Regions from separate parts of the Homo sapiens genome. Here region 2 is linked to region 1. Evidence: read pairs that join two places in POLR2A ChIA-PET (ENCODE). Cell type or tissue: GM12878. All regions are shown on one strand. Region 1 has its middle 49 kb from the start of MIR4790. Region 2 overlaps ARL8B (ARF like GTPase 8B).

Region 1 (2,500 bases):
TTCTCATGTCTCAGCCTCCCGGGTAGCTGGAATTACATGTGTGCCCACCTCGGCTTCCCAAAGTGCTGGGATTACAGGTGTCAGCCACCATGCTGCCCAGCCTTGATTCTTTTTAAAGGGATTCGTTACCATTAATTGAAGTATTTTGTATTTAAAATAGGATTTAAATTAAACCAAAGGCCCTGAGCTGATAACTCACTTCAGTATTATGTTCCAGTTTAACCACCTTTTGAGGAAGGGAAATGGAGAAGATACTGGGACTGGAATAAGGGCTAGCTGCAATGAAAATAATAAGATGCAGCAACACTACTTCCTGATTTGGATAAAGAAGAGCTGGAGTAAAGAGAGAGCTGTTTTATTTCAGCTCCAGAGGGAAAACCCTAGTGTGTATTATAGGAGAGAGCTGGAGGGAGTGGGAAGAACCTTCTGGCTGCTGCTCAGATGTGTGCTGGAACTACAAAGTAGGGATTTTCCTTTGATGAACTCAAACTGCTTAGAAAGGTGAAAAGTTCACTTGTAAATGAGACTTGGTAGTGCAAACCAGGAGCAAAGAGAAGGAGCTCTCGTGTTCTTGAAGCTATCTTCAAGCCTCCAGTGATGTGTAGGGGTCTGAGGTTCCCACTCTGGGCTGTGGATCAGGGTGAGTTAAAAGGAATGTTTTAATGAAAGAGCAAGAGCATAAAGAAAACTTACCAACATATACGTTAGAGTATATTAACTTTGGAGTTGCTTTATAAATAGTAGTTGAATAGATGCTTCATCAAAATTTGATGCATGTATGAAATGTATATTTGAATATGCATTTGAATATATATACATATATCTATATCCATTTAATTGCATGTCAAAGCAGATGGACTTAACAAAGAGCTAACATGTAATCTCATGTCCTAAATAAGAGGTGAGCTTTGATGTCATGTCTGTGGTAGATTACCACTACCTGGTAATAGACTATTTAAGTTATAGGATTAGTTGCAAAGACAAAGAAAATCTCGCTCAAGTGCTATAACTGAACACTCAAAATGAGGAAGTAGAAGTCTAGGTAGTGATGATTCATAAGTGAAAAGAAACGATCTCTGTTCTCTTGCTATTTAGAAGCCACTTTTGTCATTCAAAGAGCTCTCAAGCTCCATCAGTTCATACATATCATATGCTTAGGGCTGGTCACGATTCTGCCAACACTGCAACCTCTGTACCTACCTTTCTATCTTTTCTTATGATTCCTATTCTCCCTTTATTCTCTATCACATTTATCATAGAGCATAAAGAAAATAGAATTTTCACAACTTTTTGGTTAGGTCCTAGATAAATCAGCTGGGCTTTTTCCCCCCATGGATGATTGACAATTCTGATGTAATACAGAATAAAGGGAGCTCTGAAGACCAAAGTCTATGGTCTTCACTGCATCTCAATTCCCAACGATTCTTATCATATGCTAACTTCTACATTTTTAGTTTTAGGAATTTTAGTGTTCTGGGACAGGATGTTTTAATTCTAAATATATTCCCTGAGCCATAAAACCCAGCAAGAACAGCATAAGTACTCAAGCTAAAATGTGTGAATAATAACCTAACCAAATCAATAATTTAAGGCCAGTGCAGATGTGTGAAGTTACATGTGTTCCTGACAACTTTGTTACTCTGTGTTTCTACTGATTTTGCTTTTCTGCTTCCAAGTCTAGTGAAATGCGTTTGCAATATAGAGACATCAAAGGCCTGATGAGTGAGCTGGTGGTGCTGATCAGCGGAAAGATCAAAGCAAGCAGGTCTGTAGAGGGATTAGGGATATTATCACGGCAGAGGTTCAGTGATAAAATCAACCTGACAGGGTAGAACCTTGGTTTTTGGAATAAGGCTGGCCTATAAGGTCTGAGGGGGATTAGCAGAAAGAAGAGCTTCATGCTGAATCTTGTGATGGCTTGAACTAGGAATTAAAAAATTCCCCTGGTCAAGGAAATGTTGTAGGACTTTCTCCTTAGTTCAGCTAAAAGTCGGGTTCTTGTCACATGGCCATGAGAGATTAGGCTCTCAGACAATTTGAAGGGTGAGAAAAATGGAATTTATTGGTGAAAAGGAAAAAAAAAGGGAAACAGGGACTTTCAGCAAAGCAAGAGTCCTGCTAGCTGGTTTCCATCTGACAGATTGAATCCCAGTTTCCATCCCCAACAAGAGAGGCCAGGCTCCTTCCCGCTGCAAAGGGTGTGAACTTCTGTGGCTCCACCCTGTTCTCCTGGTGTGTAGGCTGGTCGGAGTTTCTCTGGGGACCCCTTTAGACTTGGCTGTCTCAGAAAGAATGGGCTTCAGATTTTAGGAGTAGCCTAAGCCAAGCCTAAGCAAGCCAAGGAGAGAGACCCCAGGAGAAACTAACCCTGCTGATGCCTTGATCTTGGACAATCTATCCTCCAGAATAGTGAGGAAATAAATACATTTCTGTTGTTTAAGCCACGCAGTCTGTGGTATTTTGTTGTCATAGCCCTAGGAAAACTGAGGCTTCTCATGAT
Region 2 (2,500 bases), 150 kb before region 1:
ATAAATAAATAAAGTTTGGAGCCAGGCATGGTGGCTCACATCTGTAATCCCAGCACTTTGGTAGGCCAAGGTGGGCAGATCACTTGAGGTCAGGAGTTCAAGACCAGCCTGGCCAACATGGTGAAACCCTGTCTCTACTAAAAATACAAAACTTAGCTGGGCGTGGTGGCACATGCCTGTAATCCCAGCTACTCAGGAGGCTGAGGCAGGAGAATCACTTGAACCCGGGAGGGGAAGCTTGCAGTGAGCCAGGATTGCTCCACTGCACTCCACCATGGGTGATAGAGTGAGACTCTGTCTCAAAATAAAATAAAATAAAATAAAATAGTTGGTAGAATTCAGCAGGAAAATAATTCTAGTCCCGGGATTTCTTTTTAAGAAGCTTTGAAGTTAGTGATTCAATTTCTTCAGTAGAGAGAGGGCCGTTTTTTCTTCCAGTGTGTTTGGTAGTTTGTGATTTTCAAGAAATAGGTTCATTTCATCAAAGTTGTTGAATTTATGAGCATAGCGTGTTTATAGTATTCTCTTATTTATCTTTTTTAATGTCGGTGGAGTCTGTAGTGATGTCCTTACTGATATTGGTGATTTTTATTTATTTTCCTTTGTTTATCAATTTTAATTATCTTTTTAGAGAATCAGGATCTTTTGGTTTCATTGATTTGCTTCAAAGTTTTTCTGTGTTCAGTATTATTTACTGCTCTTACCATTGCCCTCTGCTTGTTTTGGATTTATTTTGCTCTTTTTCTAATTTCTTAAATGGGGGGCTTAGATTGTTAATTTGAGACATTTCTTCTTTTCTAATATAAGCATTTGAAGCTGGGCATAGTGAAGTGTGCCTGTAGTCCCAGCTACTTGGGAGGATGAGGTAGAAGAATTGCTTGAACTCAGGAGTCTGAGGCTGCAGTGAGCTATGATTATGTCACTGCCCTCCAGCCTGGGCGACAGAGCAAGACCCTGTCTCTAAAATATATAAGCATTTGAGTCTATAAATTTTCTTCTGAGCACTGATTAGCTGCATTATACAAATTCTGACATGTTTCTCATTTAGTTCAACATGTTTTTATTTTCCCTTGAGGCTTCCTTCTGTGACCAATAGATTATATAGCCAAGTATTTGGTTGTTTCCAGATAGCTTTATATTAATTATTTCTAGTTTAATTCCATTATGGTGAAAGAACATACTTTGTATGATTTTTGTATGACTTGAATCCTTTTACATTTGTGAAGCTTTTCTCCCCCCACCCCCCCCCTTGGAGATAGGATCTTGCTGTCTTCCTCCAGGCTGGGCTGCAGTGGTGTGTGATCACGGCTGGCTGCACCCTCAACCTCCCAGGCTCAAGCAGTCCACCCACGTCAGCCTCAGCCTCTTGAGTACCTGGGACCACAGGCTCACACGACCACGTCTGGCTAATTTTTATAATTTTTTTGTAGAGACCGAGTCTTGCCATGTAACTTAGGCCAGTCTTGAATCCTCCCACCTTGGCCTCCCAAAGTATCGAGACTGTAGGCATGAGCCATTGTGCCCAGGCAAAGCTTTGATTTGTGGCTCAGAATATGGTTGAGTGAATGTTCCCATGTGCATTTGAAAAGAATGTGTATTCTTTTTTAATGAAATGTTCTGTAACTGTGAGGTAGATCCAGTTGGTTGTTGTGGTAAGTTCTACATCCTTGCTGGTTTTCTCCCTATCAATTAACATGAGAGGAATGTTGAAATCTCTAATTATAATTGTGGGTTTATTTCAATTCTATCAATTTTTGCTTTATGTGTTTTGAAGTTTTGTTAGGTGCATACTCATTTAGGATGTTATACCTTCTTCTTGGTGAATTCATCCTTTTATTATGTAATGTCCCTCTTTATCCTTGGTATATTTTCTTGCTTTGAAGTCGGCTTTTTCTTCTGATATTAAAATAATTATTTCAGCTTTCTGTGATAAGTGGTTGCATGGTGTTTGTCTTTCTATCTTTTTACTTCTAACTTACCTCTCCCTAAATTATATTAAAGTGGGTTTCTCTTCTTTCCTCTTTTCTTTCTTCTTGCTCTGTTGCCAGGCTGGAATTCAGTGATGTGATCAAGGCTCACTGCCACCTCCAACTCCTGGACTTAAACAATCCTCCCACCTCAGCCATTTGAGTAGCTTGGGACTAAGGGCGCGTGCCGCCACACCTAGCTAATTTTTAAATTTTTTGTAGAGATAGAGTCTTGCTAGGTTGCTCAGGCTGGTCTCGAACTGCTAGCCTCAAGTGATCCTCCTTCCTAGGCCTCTGAAAGTGCTGGAATTACAGGCATGAGCCACTGTGCCTAGACAAAATCTGGGTTTATTGAAGACAACATATGGTTGGGTCTTTTTAAAAAAATACATTTTGACAGTTTCTGTCTTTTCATTGATGTGTTTAGACCATTGCCTTTTAATGTAATTATTGATATTTAAGACTTAGTTTAAACATAGTATTTAGTTCAAATAATCATTTAATTATTTGTTTTCTGTTCAGTGCCTTTGGTT

Evidence for each region. Peaks named below come from ENCODE experiments on the same cell type or tissue, not always from the same donor. Only the 100,000 strongest peaks of a DNase experiment are listed, where the experiment ranks them.
Region 2: POLR2A ChIA-PET joins it to region 1 with 5 read pairs; 1 of 35 experiments calls an interaction of 5 or more read pairs at or near these places.

What each region holds. Positions count from the first base shown.
Region 1 is chr3:5,297,603-5,300,102 of GRCh38, forward strand. No RefSeq gene overlaps it. Among named protein-coding and RNA genes, the nearest start is that of MIR4790, 49 kb to the left of the region's middle. In GM12878, no CTCF peak of the experiment used is centred here; a DNase peak (open chromatin) is centred at 1,049.
Region 2 is chr3:5,150,482-5,152,981 of GRCh38, forward strand. The region is part of intron 1 of ARL8B (ARF like GTPase 8B); the gene reads left to right. Among named protein-coding and RNA genes, the nearest start is that of ARL8B, 29 kb to the left of the region's middle. In GM12878, no CTCF peak of the experiment used is centred here; a DNase peak (open chromatin) is centred at 1,335.